Linked DNA regions of Homo sapiens: region 2 is linked to region 1. Evidence: chromatin loops called from intact Hi-C (ENCODE). Cell type or tissue: sigmoid colon. All regions are shown on one strand. Each heading gives the region's core, and the rest is flanking DNA. Links, peaks and the distances in the headings are about the cores only.

The links. Hi-C counts contacts between places; a loop is a spot of excess contacts. Peaks named below come from ENCODE experiments on the same cell type or tissue, not always from the same donor. Only the 100,000 strongest peaks of a DNase experiment are listed, where the experiment ranks them.
Region 2: a loop joins it to region 1, with 2.3 times the contacts of the local background. A loop is called at or near these places in 5 of 110 quality-filtered maps.

The regions. Positions count from the first base shown.
Region 1 is chr4:158,878,519-158,895,232 of GRCh38, forward strand. It overlaps FNIP2 (folliculin interacting protein 2), which reads left to right. Exons shown (of 17, transcript NM_020840.3): 15 at 12,928-13,128. SPMIP2 (sperm microtubule inner protein 2) reads right to left here. Exons shown (of 5, transcript NM_152543.3): 5 at 14,616-15,199. The coding sequence ends at 15,185. Among named protein-coding and RNA genes, the nearest start is that of FNIP2, 120 kb to the left of the region's middle. RefSeq lists an enhancer at 2,636-3,616. In sigmoid colon, for the core only: no CTCF peak of the experiment used is centred there; a DNase peak (open chromatin) is centred at 6,023.
Region 2 is chr4:159,000,698-159,017,411 of GRCh38, forward strand. The region is part of intron 1 of SPMIP2 (sperm microtubule inner protein 2); the gene reads right to left. It also overlaps the pseudogene PSME2P3. Among named protein-coding and RNA genes, the nearest start is that of SPMIP2, 26 kb to the right of the region's middle. RefSeq lists an enhancer at 5,524-6,056. In sigmoid colon, for the core only: no CTCF peak of the experiment used is centred there; a DNase peak (open chromatin) is centred at 10,044.

The DNA.
Region 1 (16,714 bases), core at 2,948-10,947:
GAAATAAACATAAAACCAGAAGCATAGAAACCTTTAGGACTCTGGCAGAAGGAAGCACACTACTTTAGACACTTCTACAACCACAAGCTTATGAGACGCATATAGGAAAATGAAACATAGCTCCAGTAAGATAGGCCCACGTTCAGAAATTACAAACATATGTGGGAAACCAGGAAATCATCATGAGTGGAGGGCAAGCGCATACAAGCAGGAGAATCAGCACTCCTCCAGTTGGCAATAACTATTAAAGTAGCCATGTTTAAAGTGTTTACGGTGATAAAAAGAAGGAATTGGAACCTTAAAAAAAAGAGAGGATAATGTGATAAATGATCATTTAGATTCATGTAAGAACTAAAAACAACTTCTAAAATTGAAAAATAGTCCCTGAAATTAAAACTCCAGGTATAGGTTAAAGAACAGAGCAGATTAAATACAGCTAAAGATAATTAGAATTTGAAATGGAGGCTACTTAAGAAATTATGTTTTTGAGCTCTGAGACAAAAAGACATGAAAAATATCAAAGAGCAAGTAAAAGATGTGGTGGCCAGAGTGAAGAGACTTTATAGCATATGCAGAAAGAGAATAGAGAAAATGAGGGAAAGTAATATTCAAAGAAAGAATGGCTGGCATTTTTCAGGTTAAGTAAGCACACTGACTCCCAAGTAGGGAGAATATTAACAAATTCACACTTAACAACTGGACATCAAAGATAAAGAAAACTCTTAGAAGTAGCTAGAGAGAAGAAGACATGGCATCTGTCCTCAGGGAGTTTGCGATCTAACAGGAAATAGAAATAAGTCAGCAGTGAAAATAGTGTGGTCAAGTGTGTGGCAGCAGGAGGCCAGGGTGCTGAGAACGTGCGCACAAGGCGGCTGTGGTGAGGACTCAGCTAGGGTCAGTAGCAGAGTGAGGATGAGAAGCAGGGAAGAGTGCAGGGCATAGTATGGCTTTTTCAGGGAACTGAAGCCCCTTTCGCTGATGACCCCTTCAGCATATCTCAGAGCTGGCTTTGCCACCAACAGGAGGTCTGTCTGTCCCCTCTTTCAGTAAAACTGCTGTCAGGAATGTCTACTCAACATGGGATCTAATTAAAGAGCTTCTGCATGGCAAAAGAAACTACCATCAGAGTGAACAGGCAACCTACAGAATGGGAGAAAATTTTTGCAATCTACCCATCTGACAAAGGGCTAATATCCAAATCTACAAAGAACTTAAACAGATTTACAAGAAAAAAGCTAACAACCCCATCAAAAAGTGGGCAAAGGATATGAACAGACACTTCACAAAAGAAGACATTTATGCAGCCAACAGACACATGAAAAAATGCTCACCATCACTGGCCATCAGAGAAATGCAAATCAAAACTACAGTGAGATACCATCTCACACCAGTTAGAATGGCAATAATTAAAAAGTCAGGAAACAACAGGTGCTGGAGAGGATGTGGAGAAATAGGAACACTTTTACACTGTTGGTGGGACTGTAAACTAGTTCAACCATTGTGGAAGACAGTGTGGCGATTCCTCAAGGATCTAGAACTAGAAATACCATTTGACCCAGCCATCGCATTACTGGGCATATACCCAAAGGATTATAAATCATGCTGCTATAAAGACACATGCACACGTATGTTTATTGTGGCACTATTCACAATAGCAAAGACTTGGAACCAACCCAAATGCCCATCAATAATAGACTGGATTAAGAAAATGTGGCACATATACACTACGGAATACAATGCAGCCATAAAAAATGATGAGTTCATGTCCTTTGTAGGGACATGGATGAAGCTGGAAACCATCATTCTCAGCAAACTATCGCAAGGACAGAAAACCAAACACCGCATGCTCACTCATAGGTGGGAATTGAACAATGAGAACACATGGACACAGGAGGGGGAGCATCACACACTGGGACCTGTGGTGGAGTGGGGGGAGTGGGGAGGGATAGCATTAGGAGATATACCTAATGTAAATGACGAGTTAATGGGTGCAGCACACCGACATGGCACATGTATACATATGTAACAAACCTGCACGTTGTGCACATGTACCTTAGAACTTAAAGTATAATAATAATAAAAAAAATTCTAGCTGACTTTATATATTGGAGGAGATGGTTTAAGAATAATGAGTGATAACCAGATTTCTTTTCTCTGGATGGATTTGAGACTGAAGGGGTTTTTTGGTTTGTTTTTATTTTTTTAAAAACTGGTCTACAATTCACACACCTCTGCAGTCCTTTTAGTGGCTCTCAGTCATCCTAGTGGGGTGTGTTGGCCAAGGACGACCTTGTATGGTCTGAATCTTCAGTTCCAAGGCTATGGAGGATGCAGTTATATAGGTGGGTCTTCTCCTCTGAGGAGGCAGAGGAATACCAAAGGGGATCTGAGGACCTTTAAGAGTAGTGCTGAGAAGGTGACTGTCATCACATTCATCATGAGCTCTTTGCATGACTGACTAAAGGCCTTTCTTACAGCTACATAAAAGCTAATATTAAGTCATGGTGCTGTAACATAAGGAGAATTATTGTGGAAAGGTATTTTGTCATGTAGCATCCTCTTATTAAAGTACAGTTTAATAAATGTATTAAACTTACCAGAATTATATAAAATGAATAACAAATGGGAGTTCAAATGAAGCCAAAGACTCTCCCTCTCCCTCTCCGTCTCCCTCCACGGTCTCCCTCTCCCTCTCTTTCCACGGTCTCCCTCTCCCTCTCTTTCCACGGTCTCCCTCTCCCTCTCTTTCCACGTTCTCCCTCTCCCTCTCTTTCCACGGTCTCCCTCCCTCTCTCTTTCCACCGTCTCGTCTCCCTCTCCCTCTCTTTCCACGGTCTCCCTCTCCCTCTCTTTCCACGGTCTCCCTCTCCCTCTCTCTCTCTTTCCACGGTCTCCCTCTCCCTCTCTTTCCACGGTCTCCCTCTCCCTCTCTTTCCACGGTCTCCCTCTCCCTCTCTTTCCACGGTCTCCCTCTGATGCTGAGCCGAAGCTGGACTGTACTGCTGCCATCTCCGCTCACTGCAAGCTCCCTGCCTGATTCTCCTGCCTCAGCCTGCCAAGTGCCTGTGATTGCAGGCGCGTGCCGCCACGCCTGACTGGTTTTCGTATTTTTTTGGTGGAGACGGGGTTTCACTGTGTTGGCCGGGCTGGTCTCCAGCTCCTAACCGCGAGTGATCTGCCAGCCTCGGCCTCCCGAGGTGCTGGGATTGCAGACGGAGTCTCGTTCACTCAGTGCTCAATGTTGCCCAGGCTGGAGTGCAGTGGCGTGATCTCGGCTCGCTACAACCTCCACCTCCCAGCCGCCTGCCTTGGCCTCCCAAAGTGCCGAGATTGCAGCCTCTGCCTGGCCGCCACCCCGTCTGGGAAGTGAGGAGCGTCTCTGCCTGGCCGCCCATCGTCTGGGATGTGAGGAGCCCCTCTGCCTGGCTGCCCAGTCTGGGAAGTGAGGAGCGCCTCTTCCCGGCCGCCATCCAGTCTAGGAAGTGAGGAGTGTCTCTGCCCAGTCTCTGCCCGGCCGCCCATTGTCTGAGATGTGGGGAGTGCCTCTGCCCCACCGCAACCCTGTCTGGGAGGTGAGGAGCGTCTCTGCCTGGCCGCCCCGTCTGAGAAATGAGGAGCCCCTCTGCCCGGCAGCCGCCCCATCTGAGAAGTGAGGAGCCCCTCCGCCCAGCAGCCGCCCCGTCTGAGAAGTGAGGAGCCCCTCCGCCCGGCAGCCGCCCCGTCTGAGAAGTGAGGAGCCCCTCCGCCTGGCAGCCACCCCGTCTGGGAAGTGAGGAGCGTCTCCGCCCGGCAGCTGCCCCATCTGGGAGGGAGGTGAGGGGCAGCCCCCGTCCGGCCAGCCGCCCCGTCCGGGAGGGAGGTGGGGGGCGCCTCCGCCCGGCCACCACCCCGTCCGGGAGGTGGGGGGTGCCTCTGCCTGGCCGCCCCTTCTGGGGAGTGAGGAGCCCCTCTGCCTGGCCGCCACCCCGTCTGGGAGGTGTACCCAACAGCTCATTGAGAACGGGCCATGATGACGATGGCGGTTTTGTCGAATAGAAAAGGGGGAAATGCGGAGAAAAGATAGAGAAATCAGATTGTTGCTGTGGCTGTGTAGAAAGAAGTAGATATAGGAGACTCCATTTTGTTCTGTACTAAGAAAAATTCTTCTGCCTTGGGATGCTGTTGATCTATGACCTTACCCCCAACCGGGTGCTCTCTGAAACATGTGCTGTGTCCACTCAGGGTTAAATGGATTAAGGGCGGTGCAAGATGTGCTTTGTTAAACAGATGCTTGAAGGCAGCATGCTCCTTAAGAGTCATCACCACTCCCTAATCTCAAGTACCCAGGGACACAAATACTGCGGAAGGCCGCAGGGTCTTCTGCCTAGGAAAACCAGAGACCTTTGTTCACTTGTTTATCTGCTGACCTTCCCTCCACTATTGTCCTATGACCCTGCCAAATCCCCCTCTGTGAGAAACACCCAAGAATGATCAATTAAAAAAAAAAAGCAAAGAAAAATTTATATATTACTCATTTATTAATAAATCAGAAACTACAAGAAGCTATCACCCAAAAAAAATAAAATAAATAAATAAAATCAAGCTAACACACACAAAAAAAAAATGAAGCCAAAGAATCATGTGTTTTATTATCCAGAATATCTCAGAGAAAAACATAGAGAGAAGTGCTTCCAATTACCTGAATCATAAGTTGCCTGTTCCCTTTGTGTGTGTGTGTGTTTTTTGTTTTTTTTGTTTTTTTGAGACGGAGTCTGGCTCTGTCGTCCAGGCTGGAGTGCAGTGGCGCAGTCTCGGCTCACTGCAAGCTCCGCCTCCTGGGTTCACGCCATTCTCCTGCCTCAGCCTCCCGAGTAGCTGGGACTACAGGCGCCCGCCACTATGCCCGGCTAATTTTTTGTATTTTTAGTAGAGACGGGGTTTCACCGTGTTAGCCAGGATGGTCTCGATCTCCTGACCTTGTGATCCGCCCACCTCAGCCTCCCAAAAGCCTGGGATTACAGGCGTGAGCCATCGCGCCCAGCCTCCCTTTGTGTTTTAAAGAGGCTTCCCAGTGGCTTATCCCTGATAGTTAAACCCACACTGTTATAACTATTGTGCAGATTTTAGATCTGGTTATGAATACAGAAGTCTTCACACTCCTGCTCTCTGTAATACACATGTGGGCTGAGACATCTCTGAAGATTGATAAAGGGTCAGTGTCAAGCAGCATAAAGATGGGGAACTTGTAGCAACATGCATGATAGAAGTGGCTGTGTTTTCTCCTAATGACAATAAATTCAGACCATCATTCACACTTCTTGCACTCTTGTCTTCTAAGGGATTTCCTTGGATTTTATAGTAGAGGGCTTGGGAGACTCATTGGGCTAAAAGTCGGAAACACTTGTGAGTTCCTAGACTTTATTTCTTACATGCCAAGATACTTAATAAGCTCTTTTTTTTTTTTTTTTTTTTGTCCTGAGTGTTCCTATCTGTAGAGCAGTACTGTGTTCCTGCCCCCCTTCAGGAGAAATGGCATGATGAATTAATAAGTAGTTATGGGAAGCATATATGCAAGAACGGCATTTCCTCACTCTTCATTGGGTTAAAAATAGATAATCACGTGAAATACTAGTCATTTAAATGTGGTACATAGAAAAGAAATATATTAATTATGGTGCATTGGAGGTATAATATTGCCAGAAAATAAGAAATGCACAGATTACTTAATAGGAACTGGGTTGCATCCAAAAATAAACTGTTCACCACAGCTAGAATGTATTAGATATTTTGCACATGCCCAGCACTGTGTTATGTTCCTTTCAAAGGCTGCAGAAGAAAAAGAAATGTGATTTATCTCCTTGAGTTACTTATAAAATCACTGAGTAGACAAACATGTGAAATCAAGAACAAGTTAAGACAGTGTGTGATGAAGTGCCAAAATGAATGGTGTGGACAGCAAGTATTCTCAGAGGTCAAAGGAAGAGCAGTGCAGTGCATGTGGGAAGGTTTCCAGGGCGAGGGATGGACTCACGCCAGGTCCTTGAGGGATTGTGGACTTGAGATGGGGTGGCAGGGAAGGCATTCTGGGCACAACCTGAGGTAAGAGCAGGAATCTTTTTGGCCTGGAGAAGGAGGCTGTACTAGTCCCACTTTCACACAACTGTAAAGTACTGCCCAAGACTGGGTAATTTATAAAGGAAAGAGGTTTAATTGACTCACAGTTCTGCAGGGCTGGGGAGGCCTCAGGAAACTTACAATCATGGCGGAAGGTGAAGGAGAAGCAAGTACCTTCTTCACAAGGCAACAGGAGAGAGAGCAAGCGTATGCGAGGAAGTACCACACTTTAAAACCGTCAGCTCTCGGCCAGCCACAGAGGCTCATGTCTGTAATCCCAGCACTTTGGGAGGCCGAGGCAGGCGGATCACTTGAGGCCAGGAGTTTGCGACCAGCCTGGCCAACATGGCAAAACCCTACCTCTGCTAAAAAAAAAAAAAAAAAAAATACAAAAATTAGCTGGGCATGGTGGTGTGTGCCTGTAGTCCCAGCTACTCGGGAGGCTGAGGCACGAGAATCACTTGAGCCTGGGAAGCAGAGGTTGCAGTGAGCCGAGATTGTGCCACTGCACTCCAGCCTGGGCAACAGAGTGAGATTCTGTCTCAAAAAAAATAAAAAAATCAGCTCTCGTGAGAACTCACTATCACGAGAATAGCATGGGGGAAATTGCCCCATGATCCAAACTCCTCCTACCTGTCCCCTTCCTCGACATGGGATTATAATTGGAGATGAGATTTGGGTGGGGACACAGAGCCAAACCATATCAGGGGTCTTATTGGGAACTGAATATGTACAGATTGGGTGGGCCCAGGCTGTGAAGAGCTGTAAGTGTGGAAGAAAGAACAGTTTTAACTTAATGGTTTGGGTGATGTGTGCTAGCGTAGATTTTAGAGTTGGTGAAGGAAATGATCATGTGGTATTTTAAGAAGTTTGAGGTTTTAGGTAAAGTACATAAACTAGGGCAGTGTTGTCCACAGTTGCACTATTTGTGAGCTCCTGAGTCTGAGGTTTCAGGGGACATGGTCAATACAGAGAGAGGGTGGTTCAGGACAGCAGGACGAACATTTGAGCACCTAATGTGTTGGGTTCTATGCTACACGTTTCAACACATTTTTCTCACAGAAAACTTGTGCTTTAAATGGCATTTAAGCCTCACAGAAGCTCTGAACTAAGTACTATCCCATTTTACAGACATAGCAACTGAGGCCCAGATTGAGTTGCTGAGGTTCCACAGCTGGTAAGTGACGGTGGTTGTATTCAAGCCCAATCTGACTTCAGAGCCCTTGCTGTCATCTTATTGTTGCCCTTTGTTGAATTATCAGAACCACAGCTCTTGCGATTCTCTAAACCTTGTAGACAATTTCTTGTTCGTGGAAGTTTAAGTTAAGCAGAAGTCATGTGTATATGAATCAAGGCAGCATATTTTGTGTGTGCGGCAATCTGACCTAAAACCTTGAAATTGGAATGTCCTAGGCATTTAACACTCCCAGGAAATGGACCCATCCTTAGAGGCTACAAATTAACCAGGCTGATCCTGTTGATTCAACAAGCTGTAATAGCAAAGAAAACTCAATAATCTTCTAAAGATTTATAAAACAAGGTATTTCATTTGTTACTCTATCTTGAAAAATCTTCACAGGAAAGTAGTTTGGGTAAACAAGATATTGACAAGGTAGAAATGAATAAATGATTGTTTCTAACTTCTCATATGAGTGCAGCAAGGGGAAAATGATAATGGCATATGGCCTCTACCTCCTTTCTTTCTGGAGACTGGCTGTCCACCTTAACAATTGTCTGCAGCTCCTTACTCACCTCCCATGTTCTTCTATCCGCAAGTCCCTGTCAGAAGTTTCCGAGTTACCCAATTAAGTTTCTGTGGGAGGCATGTAACCTGCTGTTAGTGGTCTGGAGAGGGTGGCAGGAAGGTGCCGGGCTGGCAGCTCTGCATTGATACCCTGGCTGCCGTTGGACACTCAGTGTGGTGTGGGCACTCAGGAGGGTGGCGATAGGGCAGTGCTTTTCTCAGCTGATGGAGGAAGTACAAACATATCGCAGATCCATTCTAATAGGAGAATTTGATAAATTATTTGGACAGGAAACGTATTTCAAAATTGATTCTCCTTAGCTTGAGAGAAAAGAGGGTAATTGATGTCAGCATCCATAAGGTTTGTAAAGTTTCTCAAACAGGCATCTTAAGTGGAATGACTATATTTAATATTAGTGTTTCTCTCAGATTTTCATTTGGAACTCTGAAATGAGGACCTGATTAATCTGAGACAATAATGGTTTGCAGGAGAACTTTTAAAAAAGGTAACTATACAACGTAGGCTTTTTGGTTTGTTTTTCTAGAGATATTTAGTCAAGGTAACAAAACCCTTTGGGAAAAAAGATGTTAGCATTAAGAAGAGAAATTTTACCAAGTAATCTTACTAAACTGACAGGTATCCATAGCATATCTCCCTTTTCCTTAAGGTGTATGGGAGGCCAAAGTGAGGCTCACCATGGTTCAGTTGTCAGCGTTGGGGTACAGGCATGCCCCACCTTCCTATTCCTTTTCTTTAGTTCCCATGCCCAAACTCCAAGTCCTAAGAAGAGCAGATAGTGGATTAGGCTTTTCATAGGTGTTTAAATCAGTCAATCTTAGGTTCGTATTTTTTAGAATACTTAATTTCTTAAAAGTATTGCTACATGTATGTTACTGCAAATAAGTGTATGTATGAAACCTGCTATGCATGTGAACTTGATAAAATTGTGAACTTAAAAAACTTACTTGACAGATTTCACTATTTACTAACTTCTACTATTAAGGTATGGCTAGTAAGAAATAGTATTATAAAGAAGCATACATATAATTCAGTGTTTGTTTATTGTGGTTCTATAGATGCCTAAAAAATAGTCTTCCCAGCCAGGCACGGTGGCTCACGCCTGTAATCCCAGCACTTTGGGAGGCCGAGGTGGGTGGATCACTTGAGGTCAAGAATTCGAGACCAGCCTGGCCAACATGGTGAAACCCCGTCTCTACTAAAAATACAAAAAATTAGCTGGGTGTGGTGGTGGGTGCCTGTAATCCCAGCTACCCGGAGGGTGAGGCAGGAGAATTGCTTGAGCTCAGGAGGCGGAGGTTGTAGAGAGCCGAGAATGCACTACTGCACTCCAGCCTGGGTGACAAAGTGAGACTCTGTCTCAAAAAAAAAAAAAAAAAAAAACCCAAGAGGAATGTTAAATTGAATTCCAGGGCATAGTGTGCAGGTATGTATTTCTGTGACAAATCCAAACATAGTTTTCTAGATCTTAGAGTTCTTTAAATTCTGAAAACTTAGAGATTGACTGATAAGCCAGATCATAATATGTTTACACTGCCCAGTCTCTAATGGGGTTGAGTTTCCTTTGGAAAGATGATCAGAAATCTCCAGTCACCAGAACTTTAGCTTCAACTCTCTGACCCTGTGCAAGTTCAGGCCTGATCAGGGATGGCCAGCAGTGGCCCCGGTGGCCCTTGAATTGTAACTAAAAGTAGTTGATGATATTTTTATCTCTTTCCAGCATTCATTTCTTTTCTTGAATATTTAGACTTCCCTCTAGTTTGTTCTTCCTTTAAAAGGTGTTTATTCTTTAGTAAATAAGTAAGTAGCTACTAAGTGATATAGTTAGATGGAGGCAATTGGATTGATTCAGGGAATTGTGTGTTATGTATTTAGTAGCCTGAGAATATGTAATTCTTGGAGTTTTTTCTCTTTTGAAAAGGTTCTGCTGGTTCTTTTCTGTTCCTGGGGCCTGCATGCATAAAAGTCAGCAATCCATGCTGTAAGGAACACAAGATGCTCATCGACTCTTGTCATTTGCTTGTGCTTAATCTGTCTCATTTTCATTCAGCAAGTAACATTTTTCAAATGCCAGCTCCTGTGCTAGAGGCTAAGGATGCAGAGAGAAGATTCAGCCCCACTTTCAAGGAATGGACTCCCGCAAATTCTTGTCAGTTTGTCTCAATCTGTGTACTCATTGTTCTTTCGTCTTTACTCAGGTCTCTACCTCAGATTCTGCCTCTTTGCTCCAGTGATTTAAAAATGACTTGTGAGCCTATAATCCCAACATTTTCAGAGGTCAAGGCAGGCAGATCACTTGAGGCCAGGAGTTAGAGACAAGCCTGGCCAACACAGCAAAACCCTGTCTCTAACAAAAGTACAAAAATTAGGTGGGTGTGATGGTGCACACCTGTATTCCAGCTACCCAGGAGACATGAGAATCGCTTGAACGCAGGAGCCATGTGTTGCAGTGAGCCGAGATTGCACCACATCACTCCTGGGCAACAGAACAAGACTGTCTCAAAAAAAAAAAAAAAAAGTAAGAAACTTTGGAGGCCAAATGTAGTGGCTCACACCTATAATCCCAGTTCTTTGGGAGGCAGAGGTGGGAGGAGCACTTGGGGCCAGGAGTTTGAGACCAGCCTGGGCAACATAGCAAGACCCCATCTCTACAAAAACGTTTTTTTTAATTAGCCAGGTGTGGTGGCACATGTCTGTAGTCCAGCTACTTGGGAGGCTGAGGCAGGAGGATCACTTGAGCTCAGGAGCTTGAGGTTACTATGAACTGTGATCAGACTTCTGCACTCCAGCCTGGGCAAAAGCAAGACCCTGTCTCTAAAAAATAAATAAATACAAAGACTTGTGCTGATTTTTCATGTTAGTATTTTTTAGTTTTACATTTCTCTTGCATGCTTACTTTTAAAATAATTGAGCCAACCTCTCTGTCCCTTTTTGTTATTGCATGTAAATCTACAGCCTTCTGATATAACCTAAGCTTGCAGAATCTTCCATCCATCACCTTCCTAGTATGCCTCTTGGCCCTTATTCCAGCAGTTAGTTGCTTAAAACAAAGCACTTTGTGTTGGTAGTGGTACTATATAACTTATAGTCTATGCACTGTTGGGGATTGACACACTCTTCCCTTCCCTACCACTGCAGTGGGAAGATCATTTAGAAGACTAAGTTCGATTTGAACCTAGGGTCCAAATTACCTATTGCAAATCAATCCTCCTCCTCCCCTTGCCCTTTGCAAAAGCTAGAATTCACTGTGAAAGGTGACAGGCATACGTTCAACTCATTGTCTCTATGTTGACATATGGTCAGTATGAGAGAAAGGTCTCTAATATAGATCTGTCCCGTGGCATGACCAGCATGTTGTGGATTTCTGACAAATGCAAAGCAGTGAAGGAGTTTGAGCTCAAAATACAAATATTTGAAGTGTTCAAATTTCCTTTTTTTTTTTTTTCCATAAGGACCAGACTCATTGATGGCAAGTCGTCATCATCTTGATATAAATTTATAACACAGGATGAACAAGACCTTGGAGGAGCTTGTAAAGAGAAGTCACTGAAGCCTTGTATCTTTAGTTGTCCGTTTTGGAGACTGTATATATGCATGTGTAAGAAGCGTAGGGGTGAAAGGGTCATGAAAACCTTTGGTTGAAAATGGTGATGGGGTCATTATGTGTGTAAGAAAATCTTTGTACTTTTCAGTTAACAATTCTACAAAATGAGAACTGTCTTGGGAAACTGGGCTTTATGAATTCAAAAATATACTTTATCAAATTCTTTATCTCTCATGTTTAAAATTATTTGAACAGACAAATAAATGTTGAACATCAGACTTTGCCTGATTGCTGTTCCTTTCAATGGGAAAAATATAAATCCTGATAATAGGGTTTATATCTTTTTAAACCCTTATATTTTTATAAACCCTGATAATAGGGAAAAATATAAACCCTATTACCAGGGTTTTTCCTACTATTTTTCCTACTATTCCCCCTTGGATAATAGTAGGAAAAAATGTTGGTCCGCACGAAGTTTTCATTCATCTCACCACTCTCTTTCCCATTTGTGAGAAGGAATACAAAGCTGCACAGGACAGAGTCCAAGACTAGGGAGTCAGATCACCTGTTAAAATTACAGTATTGCATCATGCATCTTTGATTTGTATTTGCAGCCTTCCCACTACTTGGATTAAGTCGTAAAAATTACAGGTAACCATGGTCCAGTGGCAAAGCTGTATATCTCTTTGGGTTCTTTGTTGCAATTAGCAACTCTTGTTAACTTAAACAGGAGGGACTTTAGTGAAGGAATATTAGGAATGTATAGAATTGATGAGAAGTCAAAAGAATTAGGGTTCAAATAGGCAACAAGGCAATTCTGGAGTTCCAGGAACCATGGACTACTTGAAGGTGTTTGTACTAAGTCCCACCAGGCCTTGTACTAATTGCTGTCTGGGCAGGAATATGCTGGTGCCAACCATTTTTGGTCTTCTGTGCTGGTACTAACAAGGAATTCCCAGGGAAGGAGCATCCAGCTGGCATAGCTTGGGCCATACAAACACACTGTGATAGAGGAAGGATGGACCCGATTGCAGTCTCACCGGGCCTTGTCTAAGAAAGATCATTCTTCAAAGGAAAATTCGGATGGATTTATTGGAGGAAGTTATTTAAGCAGCCAAAAGAATCAAGCAGTCACCCCAGGATAGTAGAAAGGAGTAAGGACGGAAGCAGCCAGTACTAATTTTCCTTGGTAAATGAGGGTTAGAAGAATGTGCATATGTGCATTGGCTTTGAGGCAGGTCTCTCTGTCTCTGGCTCTCTCTATCCTCCCCCTCCCCCACCCATCCCTCCCAAGCAGTTACACTTTGATTTGTTTTGAGAAATTAGGTCTTTAAAAAAGTCCTTGTGACTGCTTCAGTGTTTACCCTATTTACCCTATGGCATAATTTACCAGTTGTTAAATCTGCTCTATCCATAACTGCCTGGCTGTCAAGAATTTTACATTTAAATGTATTTATCAGTAGTGAAACTTTGACCTTTTGGACTCACCTGGATAAATAAACCCATCCCTTTGTGTTTCTTTTTCAGCATCCAGTCCTGGATGAGCCAATAGCTGAAGCTGTCTGTATTATCGCAGACACGGATAAATGGAGTGTGCAGGTAGCTACAAGTCAGAGGAAAGTGACGGACAACATGAAACTAGGCCAGGATGTCCTGGTCTCTAGTCAGGTGTCCAGTTTGCTTCAGTCCATTTTACAGCTCTATAAGCTTCACCTCCCTGCTGATTTTGTAAGTACTGGTTCTTATATCACCAAAGAAATCTAGTTTTAAAATGCTTTTAACGACATTTTGATTATAAAATCACAAATTCAAAAGTACTGTTTTAATATAATTGGAGATTAGCATAACTAAAACTAGAACATGCAGCATAAAACTCGCAACAGGATAGATTTCAGTAGTAATAGCTCTTCCGTGAAACAAATAACAAGGAGCGGCACTGGAATTTTTTGGAATGAGGTATATGGTGCAGTAAATAAGGAATGGGTGGAGAGATCAAGCATAAAAGGAAACTGTAAATCATCCACTGGAGAACTCATGAGTTCTCCTTTTATTAGATTGATATTTTAATAAGTAGGCCAGTTTCTGAAGGGATTGTAGTTCCTTTTATTAAGCAAACATTTTCACAAAGGTGTTAAGGATAAAATAGAATATCATTTGTGTAAACATTTCCAACATTTCCAGCTTTAAAGTACTATACACATGTAAGATTATATCAATTGTTGCTTTTTTTTTTTTTTTTTTTTTGACAGAGTCTCACTCTGGAGTGAGTAGTGCAGTGGCATGATCTCTGCTCACTGCAACCTCCGCCTCCTGGGCTCAAGTGATCCTCCCACCTCAGCCTCTTGAGTAGTTGGACTAGAGGCATGTGCCACCATGCCAGCTAATTTTTGTATTTTTTGTAGAGATGGGTTTTGCCATGTTGCTCAGTCTGGTCTCGAGTTCCTGGGCTCAAGCAATCCGCTTCTTTCCAAATGGGATTTTAAAATCACTTTCGTAACAATACTTTAAATACAAACAACAGACAGAGCCTATACACTCTTAGAAAAGTATCAGTAGCTCCCCCCAGCCACTGGAATTAACATGCATGACAAAATCTTCTCAGTATCTGCGTATGTGCAGAGAAATTGAAAGAAAGAGAAAATACATTTAGAGAGGGAGGGGGAAAGGTTTCAAAAGAAGAAAAGCTTTTCCAGTGGTGATGAACACTTAAAAAGAGAGAGAGAAGCTTAAGGGCATATGGCATATAGCTGGGTAGAGCTTGGATGGGCTGACCTCAGAGACAGGTGTGTGAGGAAAGAGTCTGCTTTCTCTGCTGTTCCCTCCTGTCTGCACAGCGCTGTTCTCTGCAGCACAGCCCCAAACCAAAACATCTGTTATCTGCTTCCTGGCCTCCAAAAATGATGCAAACCTGTTTACCCAACAAAGCAGGAAGTTTTTAAATATTAATTACCTACGCTAATTGCTAATGTAATGGTCATTGTCCTGGGTTTTTATGACCAAATCTATACTTGTACCCATTCCTCAAAAAGAGTCTAGACTTTTATGACTTTGAAGAAGGTGCTCTGAAATACCGTCTGGTTGTTATCAAAGTCGGGACAGTGTGGCAAGGCAGGAAGACCACTGAGCGTAGCTGGGTTATGGTCTAGGCTTTGCCGTTGGTTAGTTGTGTAACAATGGACAATCCCGAGTCTCTCCGAACCTCAGCTTTCTTAGTTGTAAAAGAAAGATAGTACCTGTTCAACAAGGGTGCTGTGAGAATCTTCTGAAAATTAGGGATATAACTGCTTTTTACTGCTAAAGCACCATGCCAATATTATAAAATACTTTAAAAGCCATATATGTTAGCTTTAGAGCCCCATAACCTGGGGTCAAATCCAAGTTCTGCTACTTCCTAACCATGTACTCTTTCAAAGCCTTAATTTCCTTATCTGCAAAGCTGGGGAAATAATAGAACCTATCTCCTATGGTTATGAAATTATATTAGAGAATGAATGTAAAGCACTTGGAATAGTGTTAGATGTTATAAGCACTCAGTAAACAGCTACTATTAGTATGATAGTCAATAACAATTAGTTTCATGAAACAATATTAATGGTTGCAAAGACTGACAACACCTTTTTTCCAAACTGTTTATTTGGGCTTTAAGCTGAAGCGTACTCTTGCAAGACATCTGTCCTGGGGCAATATGAGAAGCACTTGTGGATTATTATGATCTTATTTTTTGTTATACAGTAGTAGGCAGTTTCTCCTTCTAAAAGCAGGTTGAGTTATGCTGATTTAGAGGTTAATGTTTCCTTTTCTGTAAGAGAAGTAATGTATATTAGACTTCATAGTTTACTTCATAAGTATTTGCCAAACTTTTATATTTCATTCTATAATACATACGTCTTGTCACAGTTGATATCTTGGTTATCAAAGCAATAAATTGTTATAGTTAATTCTTTTTACTTCCTTTGGACAGAAGTGTGTTCAAGCACTTACTAGTGTGAATGACTTATTTAACCTGACAAAACCAAGATCAAAGAAAATTTTATCTGCAGTTTAAAATTCTCCTTAAAAAAAATCACTTGAATGAAACCTGTGATTAAATGGCTTTTAGAACCTTCAATACAAAAAGAGAAGGTAGCTATTTGAAATTTTAGAAGTTAAAAATTGGAGAAATCCATCTCAGGAATAAAATCCCAGAAAGAGGAGTTTAAAAAGCCCCCAGCATGGTTCAATGGAATAATCAAGTCTTTTAAAAAATGTTTTCTTTTTTTTTTTTTTTTTTGAGACAGAGTTTCATTTTGTCACCCAGGTTATAGTGCAGTAGTATGATGTTGGCTCACTGCAGCCTTGACCTCCTAGGCTCAAGCAATCCTCCCACCTCAGCCTCCTGATTAGCTAGGACTACAGGTGTGTGGGCCACTATGCCCAGGTAATTTTTTAATTTTTGTAGAGACAGAGGCTCACTATGTTGCCTAGGTTGGTCTTGAACTCCTGGGCTCAAGTGATCCTCCTACCTCAGCCTCCCAAAGTGCTAGGATTACATGCGTGAGCCACTATGACTGGCTAAAAGTTGTCTAAATGCTTTGATTTCACGTCTAGTATATATTTCATATAGACCACAGTTCTTATTTCCACACTGCATCATACAGTTTTCATATAGGCTGTGAACACTGTAATTACTTTTTCCAAACAGAAAGGGTTCAATGTAATATGAATATTATTTTTAATATTTTGTGACTCTTACTAAAAATTTTCTATTTCACTCCATAAGGAACTGAAAGCTAATAAAGATCCTTTTACCACCTTGTTTACTTGGAGGAGCATTTCCATGAGAATTGGTGAAATCCTCCTTACTTTATTACTCTTAGTCACTTAGCAGTTGTGTTTCATCCACCTGACACAATGTATTTAAGATTTTAAACCAATGAAAAACTGAAAAGATTGCATCTCTGATAGATATTTTTTCCATGTCGTTGATCAGCCCAGATGGTCAAGATCAACATTTTCAAATGCATCTGTTAATCTTTTTACCTTGAAAATAACAGGCCTAATGGTCTAGAAGAAAATTAGGTATGATGGAATTACCCTTGCCAAAGCCATCAGGTGTCTTACTGAAGATGCTCGGGTATCTGCCTGCCAAATGCAAAAGCATTTGCCTCTGGTGAAAGACACAGATGGTTGCTATTCTCTAAAAAAATGAAGCTGAACACTATTCCAAGGGTAAAGATGTCCTGAAAATAATTGCCTTTTCTTTATTGTTATTAAAGACCTAGTTAAAATACATTCTTGAAAGCAAAAGAAAAAAAAGTTGTGGGGGAGGTTCAAA
Region 2 (16,714 bases), core at 5,766-13,765, 120 kb after region 1:
TGGCCAAGCTGGTCTCAAACTCCTGACCTCAAGTGATCCACCCAACCCAAAGTGCTGGGATTACAGGTGTGAGCCACCGGTGCCTGGCTTGTCTGGCTCCCTACACTAAGCATAATTATTTTGAGATCATCCAAATTGTAACATGTAGCAATAGTTTATTCCTTTTTATTGCTGAGTAATATTCTATTGTACAGATATGTAACATTTACCTATTGATGGACTTTGGGGTTCTTTTCAATTTGGGGCTGTATAAAGCTGCTATGAACATTTGTGTATTAATCTTTTTATGGACATTTGTTTTCATTTATCTTGGGTAAATAACTAGAAGTGGAATGGCTGGATCATATGGTAGATGTATTAATTTGTAAAGGAACTTCCAAATTGCTTCAACAGTAGTTGTGTCATTTTTGCATTCCCACTAGCAGTATATGAGAGTTCTATTTTCTCCACATCTTTGCCAACACTTGGTCTTCTTAATTGGTGCATTCTAATAGGTATGTAGTGATACCTCATTGCAGTTTTAATTTGCAATCTCTAATGACTAATCATGTAGAGGACCTTTTGCTTATTTGCTATCCATATATTTTCTTTAGTAAAGTGTTCAAATCTTTTGCCCATTTCTTAATTGCCTCGTCTTCTTATTGAGAGAGTTGAGCTTTTTAAAAAACTTTTATTTTAGGTTTGGGGGTACATGTGCAAGTTTGTTATATAGGTAAACTCATGTCATGGGGGTTTGTTGTACAGATTGTCACCCAGGTACTAAGCCTAGTACCCAATAGTTACTTTTTCTGCTCCTCTCCCTCCTCCCATCCTCTACCCTCAAGTAGGCTATTGTTCTCTTCTTTGTGTCTGTGAGTTCTCATCATTTAGCTCCCACTTATAAGTGAGAACATGCAGTATTTGGTTTTCTATTCCTGCATTAGTTTGCTAAGGCTAATGGCCTCCAGTTCTATCCATGTTCCCACAAAAGACAGGATCTCACTCTTTCTTATGGCTGCATAGTATTCCATGTCGTATATGTACCATGTTTTCTTTATTCAATCTATCATTAATGGGCATTTAGTTTGATTCAATGTCTTTGCTATTGTGAGTAGTGCTGCAATGAACATTTGTGTGCACGTGTCTTTATGATACACTAATTTACATTCCACTGGTTTTATACCCAGTAATGGGATTGCTGCATTAAATGGCAGTTCTGTTTTTAGCTCTTTGAGGAAGCGCCACCCTGCTTTCCACAATGGTTGAACTAATTTACACTCCAACAAGTGTTCCCTTTGCTCTGCATCCTCGCCAGCATCTGTTATTTTTTGACTTTTTAATAATAGCCATCCTGACTGGTGTTTTTGTGGTTTTGATTTGCATTTCTCTAATGATCAGTGATATTGAGCTTTTTTTTTCATATGCTTCTTGGCCACATGTATGTCTTCTTTAGAAAAGTATCCTTATCACTTGCCCACTTTTTAATGGGGTTGTTTGTTATTTTCCTGTAAATTTGTTTCTGTTCCTTATGGATGCTGGATATTAGACCAAGAGTATTTTATATGCTCTGAATACAAGTCCTTTATCAGATATGTACCTTGCAAATATTTTCTTCTAATCTGTGCTTGTAGTTTCATTTTTTAAAGTGTCTTGTGAAGAGCAGAAGTTTTTAATTTTGATAAAGTTTACTTTATTAATTTATTCTTTAATGGATCATACCATAGGTGTTACACCTAAAAATTATTTTGTTAAAAAAATTATTTTTTGTAGAGATGGGATCTCATTATGTTGCCCAGGTTGGTCTCAACTCCTGGCCTCAAGCATGAGCTACTGTGCCCAGCCTAAATAATCTTTGTCTAATCTAAGATCACAAAGTTTTTCTCCTATGTTTTCTTTTAGAAGTTTTATAGTTTTAGGTTTATACATATAGGTCCATGACCCATTTCAAGTCCATTTTTGTATATAAGAAGAGATATGAAGTTCAATTGTTTTTGTATATGGATATCCAGTTATTTTGGCACCATTTGTAAAAGACTATCACTTTTCACTAAATTGCTTTTGCATCTTTGTTTTAATGATACATATCACTGCACACACACACACACACACACACACACACGCAGTGTTGTTAACTGGGTCCCTATGTGAAATGTATTTCTTACTGTGGACTGCAGTCAGAAAAGTTTGAAAGGCAGTGCTATGATGGCTACCTGAATTACTTTTTTCTCTCTCTCTGGTCTCCTAATCATTCTTGTCTATCACTTCCATATATTCAGTCCTTCCTGCTTCTTCAATTTCCACTGTTCCTCTAAAACGTCATTTTCTATGAAAGCACATTTATGATCACCTCAGGAAAGCATTGTTTTTGCTATTCCTTTCATTTTTTCCTCCCCTCTCTGCTATACAGGGAAATGATAAAACATTTTATATCTCCCTGCCAAGTTTATACCACTCTCTGTGTAATTCGCCCTGTGACCTTTCATTCAGTGTTTCTTGTGGTTCGCAATTGGTTTACAGCACATCATTTCCTTTTTCATTTGTTTTGCTTTATTGGGAGACAGCATGATGTGTAGAAAAGAGAATGGGCCATACTCCAGCTGAACCCTATTTCATAATAGGCTCATAACCTTCTTCAAAATACCATCTCTCAGGCTCAGTTTCTTTATCTGAAAAATAAAACCACATCTAACAACCTCATATATTTGTTGTAAGAATTAAGTAAGGTATTGTATGTAGCATATGTGAGGCATGTCTAGTCCTATACCGGACACATAATAGATGCCTGATGATAGCTATTATCACCATACTATGTACCTTCTAACCACTTCTGTTATTTCCATCACCTTCCCTCATGTCTGTATCTTCTACTATGCTAATGCTATTGTAGGCTGTACAGTACGGCGCCTCAGATAATTAAATTCAATGACCTCAACTACCCTTGTGAGAATGATTTTACACAGGAAGTGTCATGGTGCCAAAGAGATGAAAGAGATCAGATTTCATTTCACTCTAAAAAAGAAAGACATTTTTTCTTCCACAAAAGAGAGCTTTAAACCTCCTTCCCATTATCAAGGTAGACAGAAAAATACTCCTCTTTAAAGAGAACACAGCTACTAGAAATGCTAACCATTCAGCTAACAGGGTCAGAATGGTAGCTCAAACTACCATTCCCCAGGACTTAAAAGGCAAAAATAAGAATGCTCTGTGAATGCTGATAGGGACAAGAACATTCTAACCTCGACCAGATAAGAAAATGTTGGACACAGAAAAGGAACTTAGACTGATTCACAGACTTTTGACGAGTCATCACCAGCTGAGTCCATTTTGGGTTTTTTTTGTTGTTGTTTTGTTTTATTTTTTGAGTTGGGGTCTCACTGTTACCCAGGCTGGAGCACAGTGGCGCAATCCTGGATTACTGCAACCTCTACCTCCCGGGTTCAAGTGATCCTTCCACCTCTGCCTCCCAAGTAGCTGGGACCACAGGTGTGTGCCAACACACCTGGCTAATTTTTTGTTGTATTTTTGGTAGAGACAGGGTTTTGCCATGTTGCCCAGGCCAAGCTGAGTCCATTTTGAAGAGGAATTAGAGATTGTCTGAAGCTACTCTGTGCTCTTTTTTTTTTTTTTTTTTTGAGATGGATTCTCACTCTTTTGCCCAGGCTGGAGTGCAGTGGTGCGATCTCAGCTCACTGCAACCTCCACCTCCCAGGTTCAAGCAATTCTCCTGTGTCAGCCTCCTGAGTAGCTGTGATTACAGGCCCATGACACCACGCCCTACTAATTTTTGTATTTTTAGTAGAGACGGGGTTTTGCCATGTTGGCCAGGCTTGTCTCGAACTCTTGACTTCAGGTAATCTGCCTGCCTTGACCTCCCAAAGTGCTGGGATTACAGACATGATGTATTCATTAGTTTTTTGTTAAATGTTAAAATAATCAAGAGCCATTCTATGAGTTCCTAGATTCCTAGCCTGGGTAGACTTTACCTGATTATAAATAATAATGGGAATTCTGGCACCTAACATGGTTGTTCTATTTTTGCACTGGGTCACAATTTCAATACATTTACTCACTTTGATTAATACACAGTAAGTGTCAAGCTGTTTTTTTTACCATAATTAATTCATTATTATTCATCCTATTAGTTATATGACCTGGTATTAAAGCTACCAGGTCAAGAGTGGTTTTGTTTGTTTGTTTGAGATGGAGTTTTGCTCTTGTTGCCCAGGCTGTTTAATTAATACCTTCTTCCAGAAACTTAGTTTTAAAAAACCATCGGCCAGACACGGTGGCTCACACCTGTAATCCCAGCACTTTGGGAGGTCGAGGCAAGCGGATCATGAGGTCAGGAGTTCGACATCAGCCTGACCAACATGGTGAAACCCCATCTCTACTAAAAATACAAAAATTAGCTGGGCATGGTAGCGCAAGCCTGTAATCCCAGCTGCTCAAGAGGCTGAGGCAGAAGAATCCCTTGAACCCAGGTTGCAGTGAGCCGAGATCGCGCCATTGCACTCCAGCCTGGGTGACAGAGTGAGACTCCGCCTCAAAAAAAAAAAAAAAAAAAATCAACCAGCCTGGCCAACATGGTGAAACCCCATCTCTACTAAAAATACAAAAATTAGCCGGGCATGGTGGTGAGTGTCTGTAATCCCAGCTACTCAGTAGGCTGGGGCAGGATAATTGCTTAAACCTGGGAGGCAGAAGTTGCAGTGAGCCGAGATCACGCCATTGCACCGCAGCCTGGGCAGCAAGAGCGAAACTCCATCTCAAAACAAAACAATAATAACAACAACAAAAAACCATCAACTAGGGTGTTTGGATATATGGATGCTCCCAGATAACATTAATCTGAGTTCTAACAAGTCTCCAGCTGTACTTTCCGATGGAGCAGCCACTAGCCACATGTGTTATTGTGGCTAGCCCAAACTGAGAAGTGCTATAAGTCAAAAGTACACACCCAGAGTTCACATACTTAGTACAAAAGAAAAAATGTAAACATTTTGTTAATAACTTTCAATATTGATTTCATATTGAAATAACTTTGGATTTATTGGATTAAACAAAGTATATTATTAAAGTTATTTGTACCTGTTTTAATTTTTTTTTAAGAGGGAGTTTCACTCTGTTGCCCAGGCTGGAGGGCAGTGGTGCAATCTCGGCTCACTGTAACCTCCATTTCCCAGGTTCGAGTGATTCTCTTGCCTTAGCCTCCTGAGTAGCTGGGTCTATGGGTGTGTGCCACCACGCCCAGCTAATCTTTGTATTTTTAGTAGAGACAGAGTTTCGCCATGTTGGCCAGGCTGGTCTTGAACTTCTCACTTCAAGTGATCCACCTGCCTTGGCCTCCCAAAGGCTGGGGTTACAGGCGTGAGCCACCGCGCCTGACCCTCTTTTAATTTTTTAATGTGGCTGCCAGAAAATGTTCAATTATGTATGTGGCTCGAATTATGTTTCCGTTGAACAGTGTTGGTCTGAAGTTTACAAACTTGTGAAATTCTACAATACTTAAAGCTGGTGGATAATTATAACTGTGGCTCATTAAGATTTGGAAAACTTGTTGCAATATTTGTTAGAGAGGGAGAGGTTTTTAGTGTACATAACTGGCTGAAGAGTCAGACAGAAGCAGTATAGAAGGGTCATTCAGAAGTCCAAAGTGAAACCATCTTAAGCAACCATGTTTACGCGAGATGAAAAGCTAGTGGCTTTAACCTGTGGGAAAATGTACCACACCCTGCCAATGCAATGCAAAGTTCATCTTGTTACTCATCCCTGAAACCTGCCCCCCAGCTTTCTATAGCTAATTGCTCACAGTTGGATCCCTTTTAAAGTGAGATTACACTCCCTACAGGATATGTTGTACATGCTGACAGCCAAGTTTCCAAGGTTTTCATTCAACCTAATACTCATTTTTGGTCATATTACGGCTTTGAGCAAAATGCTGAACATGAAGAAGCTGAATTGAAGATGATACTAAGTGGTGACAGATAGTAATCCCCAGGATGCATCTTGGTTGTATCAAAGAGATACAAAAGAAACTTAAAGACAGAGGTTTTAAAGTCAGAGCAATCATAGATTGCCAATAACTTACTAATAATATGTAAATTTAAAACATGTCAAACACAGGTAGGACAACCTCAGGGAAGCATAGAAATCAGGGAGTCAAAGTGGCAAGCATTGATAATGTTCACCCACCACAAACGAGGGCTGAGGGTCCTCCCTTTGAGAGGCAAAGCTCAAAAGAGAAGGGTTAGGATTGGTCAAGTTATTACAGTTTATGGCCATTAAGCCAATGTTTAACATTGTTTTCCCTAGAATGCCAGTGTTGTTCTAATATTGTCCTGTGAAAGTTTTGATGCCGGCAGTATTTTCTTCTAAAATGTATTTAAAATATATTGAAGCATACGGTAATTAGGAGGCCAGAGATCTAGCAACTGAAGCAGCATATGGCCAAGCCGTGTGGGGTGCGCCTGAGACGGGAGGCCTGTAAACAGGTGGAGATCTTCAGGCAGAATCTTTTCCAGGAGGCTGAGGAATTCCTCTACAGATTCTTGCCACAGAAAATCATATACTTGAATCAGCTCTTGCAAGGTACTGCCTCAATGTGGCTGACCTGACTTCCCTCCGGGCCCCACTGGACATCTCATCCCAGGCCCTCCACCCAAGGATGATGAGATGGAAACAGATAAGCAGGAGATGAAAGAAGTCCCTAAGAGTGGATTTCTCCCTAGGAATGAGAAGGTCCTGTTCCTGCTTGCCCTGGTTAAGCCAGGAGTCTGTAGTCTCAAAGAGAAATGCATTCTAGTGATCACAGGGATCCAGCACCTGATCCTCAAGATTGAAGATGGATGATTTTGGGGTAGCAATCCAGGAGAAGGTGCTGGAGAGGGTGAATGCCGTCAAAAGCAAAGTGGAAGCTTTCCAGACAACCATTTCCAAGTACTTCTCAGAACGTCGGGATGCTGTGGCCAAGGCCTCCAAGGAGACTCATGTAATGGACTACTGGGTCTTGGTGCACCAGCGAGATGAGGCAGCCTATGGGGAGCTCAGGGCCATGGTGCTGGACTTCGGGGCCTTCTACGCTGAGGTTTAACATATCAGCAGCAGCAACCTGGAGAAAATTGTCAACCCGAAGGGTGAAGAGAAGCCATCTATGCACTGAATCCAGGACTAGAAGGAAAATAAATGACCTATATGTTGTGTGTGGGAAAAAAAAGAATATGGTAATTACATAATAACAATGTAGTTATCAGTAAAATGTCTTTAAGAAATGGTATATTTCACCTGGCACAGTGGCATGCGCCTGTAGTCCCAGCTACTTGGGAGGCTGGGGTGGGAGGATTTCTTGAGCCTAGGAGCTCAAGTCCAGCCTGGGCAACATACTGAGAACTCTCTCTAAAATAAATAAGTAGATACAGTACAAAATTTTTAAAAAGAAATGCTACATGTGAGGTTTCTAGGACATTACCTATGAGATCATCTGATACATGCCAGCCTCTTTCATATACATATTGATACCTCAGTTTCATATACCTGTTATTGTGACTTCAGATTTTATCTGTAAGGTGGAGGATAACATATCTACATCACAGAGTTTTGTAAGAATTGAGATAATTCGGTCGGGCATGGTGGCTCATGCCTGTAATCCCAGCACTTTAGGAGGCCAAGGCGGGTGGATCACCTGAGGTCAGGGGTTCGAGACCAGCCTGACCAACATGGTGAAACCCCATCTCTACTAAAAATGCAAAAATTAGGTGTGGTGGCACACGCCTATAATCCCAGCAACTCAGGAGGCTAAGGCAGGAGAATCACTTGAACCCGGGAGGCGGAGGTTGCAGTGAACCAAGATCGTGCCACTGCACTCCAGCCTGGGCAACAGAATAAGACTCTGTCTCAAAAGAAAAAAAAATTGAGATAATTCATGTAAAGAATTATGACAGCGCCCATTTTAAGCAGCTGGTAAATGTTAGATGATGATGAACTAGTATTGTACATATATTTAATGATCACTATGTTCATTTTCATGTTATAATTTTAATACACATTTATAAAGTGGATCAGATGTTGACTATTCTTAAATAATTAGTAAATAAAACAATATTGCATTGTCTTTTAAATCCAAGAATACACTTCATTTCATGAATTCCATTCCTGTTAAGCCCTTTTAACACATTATAATTGAAAAAATATTGCTGTGGTTATGTAGCCAGGACTCAAGCAGCATTAAGTAAAACCATGAATGAAGTGAATTTGAGAAACATTGTATTAGACATTCGATCATCCAATATTTTCATTCTGCTTTGAGTCTATAGCAGTGGTTTATTGGGCTCTCAAGAGAAAAAGCTATGGTTTTAGCATTTACCAGTTTCTGTGGTATAAACATTTCCAACATGGTCAATGTCAAACTATTGTGTGATGTCACTGAATGCAAAGTTGGAAAGAGATGCTAATAATTGGTTCTCTCAAGAAGGTACAAACAGGCTCCCAAACACCACTCAAATAAATACTTTGCATGATTATAGCATGGCTTCTCATACAGTGTTCATTCATTCATTATACCAATGGTTCTGCAAATGTGATCCCCTGACCGACAGCATAAGCATCATTGGGGAACTTATTAAAAATGCAAAATCTCAGGGCCCACCTTATATCTCCTAAAACAGAAACCATGAAAATGAGGCTTAGCAATCTGTCTTAACAATCCCTCCAAGTGATTCTGATGCATCATGTTTGAGGACCCCTGCCCTATGCTCTTGCTGTTGTTTCTGAAGGGGAAGAAGTGCCAAGTAACTTCTAACATTTATTAATTAATGTACCAAGACTAGCAATGTTGGCATTCTCATTCTTCAAAGCATCTAATTATGGACTCTGAAATTGCAATTTATATATTCCTAGAATCAACAAAGGACACCAAGCTGCTGCTCTTTTGCATGGAAAGGTAATCTTATCTTCAAATGTCCCCATGTTTCCGTTGCTATTGAGAGGCTCTCATAAGGGTTAGTTAAGAGTTCTACTGGCTTGGCTTAGTGACTCATGCCTGTAATCCTAGCACTTAGGGAGGCCATGGTGGGCAGATCCCTTGGGCCCAGGGGTTTGAGACTAGCCTGGACAATATGGCAAAACCTTATCTCTGTTAATAAAAAAAAATGCAAAATTACAAAAATTAGCCCGACACAGTGGTGTACGCCTATAGTCCCAGCTACTTGGGAGGCTGAGGTGGGCGGATCACTTGAGTCCAGGAGGTTGGGAGGTCGAAGCTGCAGTGAGTTTTGATTGCGCCATTGTGCTCCAGCCTGGATGACAGAGGAGACTTTGTCACAAAAAAACAAAAACAAAAACAAAAAACAAAAACTACTCCTTGTGATTTCTGGTTGCTTCTGCAGCAGAGACCATGGGCAAAATCCCGGTGCTGAAATAAACATATGCCCTGATGTATTAGTGGACACGTTGTTAATCTACTTTGTATGGCTGGTTGGTTGTTTGAAAATCACATAAATACAGCCCTAAATTCAGTTATACTGTACACAGTATTGGCAGAGATACATGGTTTCCAGGATGTTCTAAGGGAGCTTTGGATAGGTGCAGCCTTCAGAGGTCAGCAGGTATGACCTTGCACTCTATGTGGGCTCCCCTTCACAGCACGTGTTCATCCAACTGACAAAATATTTCCAGTAACAAAAGCACATTCTATTTTTGGACAGGTCTAATTATTCTTCCATACATTGAACTAAAATCTGCCTTCCTGTAACAGTCACACAGTAGTCTGAATTCTGAATTCTGGTAAAGAATCCCCGTCTCATTGAAATAGCCCATGAGATCCCAGGAAAGGGTCACTTTAGGCTCTTTTGCAAATTAGGCTTCCCCACTTCTTTCAGGCGTTCATGTAACAACATTCCCAGGCTCTGCACCACTCTGCCTCTTGATGCTCTTCAATTTATTAACATCTGGCTTAAAATGTGGCATGCATAACCAAAAATAATGCTACCATGTGGCCCAATCGGGGCAGCGTTTGTTTCTGGAACACAGCTCTCTGTTAATGCAGCCTGTTATTGTGTCAGCTTTGTTGGCAACTGAGCTAACCTCCGGGCACATCTCCAGTCTGCAGTCAGCTCCACGCTCCACACCAACCTATTGCATAATGTCTTACCTATCCTCTACTTGGATTGTTGATTTTTAAACTCTAAGTGCAAGCTTCATATTTAGTCCTATTAAATTATAACTTTGTGAGTTTCAGACCCAATTCTAAAATAGTAACATCTTTTACAGTCCAAATTGTCATCGAATTTTACTCTCTCTTCTTCCTAGGTTTATATGTTCAGCAAACATAACCACATGATGTCTCTCTTTGTATAAAATCCTGAGGAAACTGTTGAACAAAACAGAGCTGATTCCTGTTCCCCTCCCTCACTCAATTATTTACCTCAAAGCTTGAAACTAGAATAAAATGTCCAAGTGAAGTACCAGTTAAATATTGACTTTCACTTGCCAATTTTACTTCAATCTGTCTTTCAACTGAAGTAGCCTGAAAAATGAAAATGTAATCATTCTAAATAATTCTTAGGGAACATATAGAATGCCTAATGGGTATTAAATATTTGAAATATAAATCCCCATTCTTTGATGTGTGCAAAAGGAGGTAGTTAAAGAATAGTATAGAGTAATTAAAAGCTTTTATCATGATCTGGGATTAATTGAAGTATTTAGAGAGTGGTGATGCCATACTGAAAACAACTATTACAACATTTAGGGTTTTGTAATTTTCTCTGGGTTAATTAATGCTTATAAAAATTATTCTGGCTGGACGCGGTGGCTCACGCCTGTAATCCCAGCACTTTGGGAGGCCAAGGTGGGGTGGTTCACCTGAGGTCGGGAGTTCAAGACCATCCTGACTAACATGGAGAAACCCTGTCTCTACTGAAAATACAAAAATACATGCCGGGCATGGTGGCACATGCCTGTTATCCCAGCTACAGGGGAGGCTGAGGCAGGAGAATCGCTTGAACCTGGGAGGCGGAGGTTGTGTTGAGCCAAGATTGCACCATTGCACTCCAGCCCGGGCAACAAGATCGAAACTCCATCCCAAAAAAAAAAAAAAAATTATTCTGAGCAGGCTTGGTGGCTCATGCCTGTAATCCCAGCACTTTGGGAGGCCAGGGTGGGTGGATTACCTGAGGTAAGGAGTTTGAGACCAGCCTGGCCAACATGGTGAAACCCCGTCTCTACTAAAAAAAATACAAAAATTAGCTGGGCGTGGTGGTGTGCACCTGTAATACTTAGGAGGCTGAGGCAGGAGAATCACTTGAACCCAGAAGGCAGAGGTTGCAGTGAGCCAAGATCACACGATTATACTCCAGCCTGGGTGACAGAGCAAGACTCTGTCTCAAAAAAAAAAAAAAAAATTATTCCTCAAATGGCTTCTTAAATCTATAAAAATTGAAAATAATTATAAAGAAAAAATTTAAAGCCAAGAACAGTAGTTCCATGACTTGGAAGGCTGAGGTAGGAGGATCACTTGAGCCCAGGAGTTCAAGACCAACCAGGGCAACATAGTGAGACCCTAGCTCTATTAAAACAAAATTTTAAGATATCTTACTTAGCACAGAGTATTGGCACTTAGAGATCATGGGCTATGTGAAGAAATATATTCCTAAACTTGATGTATGAGCTACATGATTACGTGTAATGTGGAGTTGAAAACAAATAACATCATGATCGAAAATACCATAATTCAATTCAGAGGATGTGGGCTGAGATGATACCTGATCTGATACCTTCACAGCACCCAGAGAGGAAAGATCAGAAAATGTGTTTTCAATAGACATGGTGAGAACACTGCTAGGGAAGGAGTGGCAGCATTTTTAACATGAATAACCTTAGCTAACCTATCACCACAGTATGTTGAAATAATTTTTTTTTTTTAGAGGATCTCACTCTGTCATCCACACTGGAGTGCAGTGGTGCCATCACGACTCACTGCAGCCTCAATCTCGTGGGCTCAAATGATCCTCCCACCTCAGCTTCCCGAGTAGCTGGGACTACAGGCCCTCAACACCATGCCCAGCTAAATTTTTTTTATTTTTGTAGAGATGAGGTTTCACTATGTTCCTCAGGGTGGTCTCGAACTCCTGGGCTCAAGTGATCCTCCCACCTCGGCCTCCCAAATTGCAGGGATTATAGGCATGAGCCACTGCACCTGGCCAATTTTTGATCAAGTTATGCTGATACAAAATAGCACTGAGGATCCTGCTTAATTAGATTTCCACTTCAAAAGCAATGTTGTGTATTTGTTACATCACTGCTTACAGGAAAGCAAATTAACTTTACATGTTTGAATATGTTGTCAACAGTCCCACGTCTACGATCATTCCCCAGTGGCCACAGGTTCTTCACAGTAACCAAAGTATATTTAAATGCTTTAAAAATGAGAAATAAAGTGAAATGGGAACCCTGTATGTTGCTGGTGAAAATGTAAAATGGTGCAGCTGCTGCAGGAAAAGGTATGGTGATTCCTCAAAAACTTAAACAGAGAAATGCCATGAGATCCAGCCATCCCAGTTCTGGGTATATACCCAAAAGAAGTGAAAGCAGGGACTCAGGTATTTGTACACACATGTTAATAGCAGCATTATTCACAATAGCCAAGAGGTACAGAGGCAACTCAAGTGTGGTGTATACATATGTATCAGTTCCCTAGGGCTGCCATAAGAAAATACCACAGACTGGGTGGCTTAAACAACAGAAATTTATCTTCTCACAGTTACGGAGCCTGAAATCTAAAATCAAGTTGCTGTTAGGGTTGGTGACTGGTGAGCCCCTCTTCCTGTCTGGTAGGAGCCCACCTTCCTGTCATGTCCTCAAATGGCTTTTCCTCTGTACAGGTGAAGACAGAGAGAGGAAGGCCTGATGCCCCTTCCTCTTCTTATAAGGATACCAGTTTCATGAGATTATTTCAGCACCTCATTTAACCTCAGTTACCTTCTAAAGGGCTGGCCTCCAAGTACGGTCACACTGAGGGGTTGGGGCTTCAACATATGAATTGGGGGGTGGGGATAAAAATTCAGATCATAACAACATACAATGCAATATTATTTAGTCTTAAAAGGGAAGGAAATTGAGACACATGCTGTGATATAAATGAAGCTTGAGGACATAATACTAAGTCCAATAAGCCAGTCACAAAAAGACAAATACTGCATGATTTCACTTAATGAGGTCCTGAGTAAATTTACTGGGACAGAGAGTAGAGTAGTGGTTGCCAGAGGCTAGGGGAAGGGGAGAATGGAGAGTGAGTGTTTAATAGGTACAGAGGTTCTGTTTTACAGGATGACAAAATTCTGGAGATGGAAGAGGTGATAGTTGCAAGCAATGTGAATATACTTAATGCCACAGGATTGTCCACTTTAAAATAGTTAAAAGGTAAATTCTGTTATGTTTATAAAAGAAAAGAATGAGAAAAGCACTCCAACATTAAACCATTCATGTTTTAATATGCAGCCCAGGGCCAGGTGCGGTGTCTCACGCCTGTAATCTCAGCACTTTGGGAGGCCGAAGTGGGCGGATCACAAGGTCAGGAAATGGAGACCAGCCTGGCCAACATGGTCAAACTCCGTCTCTACTAAAAATACAAAAATTAGCTGGATGTGGTGGCTGGCGCCTATAGTCTCAGCTACTCAGGAGGCTGAGGCAGGAGAATCGCTTGAACCCAGGAGGCAGAGGTTGCAGTGAGCTGAGGTCGCACCACCGCACTCCAGGCTGGGCGAAAGGGCAAGACTCTGTCTCAAAAAAAATTGCAGCCCCAAATGCTACTCACTGTAAGTGGATGTATCCCTTCTGAAACAAATTTTTTTTTTATTATACTTTAAGTTTTAGGGTACATGTGCACATTGTGCAGGTTAGTTACATATGTATACAAATTTAAACACACACACCATGCTGCCATGATGTGCTGTCAGTCTCTCAGCCACTAGCCTAAAAGTCTGCATTTTATGCTTTTTCTCCATATTGGCTTTTCCAATGTGTCAGATGGGTATTTCGTCATTTATGTCAGGGGTTCCAATTTTTTGGCTTCCCTGGGTTACATTGGAAGAAGAATTATCTCAGGCCACACATAAAATACACTAACACTAACCATAGCTGACGAGCTAAAAAAAAAAAAATTCAAAAACATTTCATGTTTTAAGAAAGCTTACAAATTTGTGTTGGGTCACATTCGAAGCCATTCTAGGCTGCATGCAGCCCGTGGGCCACTGGTTGGACAAGCTTGATTTACATGTACCTTTCCATAACTCTTAAATTTTCATTATGCATTGCAACTTAATTTTTTCCATGTGTTATAACTACAGTGATGGTAATAAAATTACATTTTTACTGAATTACAGGAAAATCAGCTTTGGGGTTTCGTAAGTCCTGCAAGACTGTAAATAATTTAACAATATCGTCAGATGTTGACTGACTCTAAACTAGCAGAATTGGAAACTCCCAGATTTATTTTGCCTCTGTCTCTTTCCCTTCCTTGGCTAATATACAAATGCAAGGAATGCCTGTGTCCTAACACACAGTAAATATTTGTGAATAAATGAATATATGTGTGTATTTGCATGTTATGAAAACAATTCCTTTACTGAAGGAAAGGAAAAATGCAGTGCCTCATGCAAACCAGTCATGTGCAGACCTCTAAGCAACATATTTTAGGATAGCATTACATTATTGTAGGAATAGTTCAGTTTTTAAAATACAGATAATAAGTTTATATTTGGAAAGAATTATTTTCAGGTGCAGCAAACCATTTAGAAATAAAATTTAATTCAATATAACTTCCTCCCTTTTGAAAAGCAAAAACAAGAAATGCTGGTGCAACTTTCTGAGCATCTGTCCTAATGCCTTTGCACATGTCATATAAAAGTTTCAAGATTTACTAGATCAAGGCAAGAGAAACAGTCTATTCTATTAGAAAAAAGAGAGTTGGAACAAAGAAATTTAGCTTTTACAATGCTTTGTAATTTGTATATAAATATGAATAATATCACTTCTCGGCCTTTTGGCTAAGATAAAGTATAAATATGAATAATATATATTCAAATGCTGACAAAAGATTAAAAACCTAGAATTTTGTGCAATTAGAATGAGTAATGATTATAGCTGTTTAAAATTTATAGTAAGTGCTTAGTATATGTGTGATATTGTGTTGATGGATCAGGAGGTGGCAGAAGGAGAGAAAGCTTGGCCCAGTCCTCAGAAAGCTTATAATGTAGCTAAGAAAAGAGTCTTATGCACTGAATAACTACAGCAAAGCTGGGTGATGCCGCCTTTCACTGAAAAAGAAATTCAGAGAAGGGTGTGGTCAGTCTGTAGTAGTCATGGAAAATGTGGTCCTGAGCAGGACTTACGACAGACTGATGACGTCAACACACAAGTTTTAAAAGTTAGAATTCGTAATTTTAAAAAATACCAGTATACAATCAAATACTTGTGAAACACGGGGATGGGAATCTGTTAAATTTTCCTGTTCTCTGTGTAAGAGACATGAAATGTAAAGCAGATTTCCAAAATCACTGCCAATCTCTATTAATCAGACCATTATGACATCCTATTGATCCATATTAAAAACTTCATAGTTTTCCACGCACTTCAAAAGCTGATTTCTCCTGACAATAGATGAAGAAATTAAAGCTATAACCATGAGCCAATTAGCTGAACTCCCTTTAGCCCACTTATTATACTACTGTTCACAAATGAAAACATAACACTACTTTTGCTCCATCAGGTGTTACTTTTTCATGTTAATTATTACTGGGGAAAATCCAGCAATTTAAAAATTACAGATCATTTTCTAGCTCCCAATTTTCTAGTTAACAAAAATAAAAGGGGATTAAGTTGGTTATTTATTTATTTTTCCTTCTCTCTTAGGGAGGCTTTCTAGATGGCCATCTTTTCTATTTTATTTTTCAACCTTTTCTTTGGTAACCCCTTGTGGTTGCAGCCTAGCTGCTTCAAGCGTGCTTGCCAGCTAAAAAAGGCTAAAGTGGGAGTCTAACTGGGCTTTCAATTTCGCTTTTTTGACAGCAGCCTGCCCCCCACAGGGAGACACTAGGTGAGCCGCAGCTGGGCCACTGGAGAAGGGGGATAAATGCATTCCGTTTCAGTTGTGTGATTCCCTCCCGTTGCTTCCCACAATGCATCTGTAACACTTTTACTTTTCCATTTCTGCTAGAAAGCAAATCTCTGTCTCTTCCAAAGGACAGTGAACATAAGTAACTACCACCCTGGAAAGCTCTGTGGGGAGCGATGAGACGGGAGGGGCCCGGGTGATTAGAGTATGGATTGGAGGGAGCAGGTGGGAGCTGTTTCTCTGAAATCTGCTTCTAGATGTTGCCCTCAGCAGCCCTTTATTAGTGAACAAATAGTATAAATCATTGAGAAAGTAGTAGTAGAGAAATGTTAGATGGGAAAGGAAAAAGGACTCCTTCCCTTTCCGTCAACATACCCTATTCCAGGCAAAGAAAAAGTGAGCAAAAACAGTGTACAATGATAGGTTCCTTCTGCACTGCCTTTTTGTGCTGAGATTATTATTGGCCCAGGTTAAGGATAAACAGTTATCCCGAATGACTCCCTGGATGGAACAGTCAATCAAACTTGTAAGTTAGTGCCTATGAACAGTAAGACAAAACACAAACACAAACACATACACACACACACACACACACACACAGACCTTAGACTGCAAACTTCTCAAGCCCCT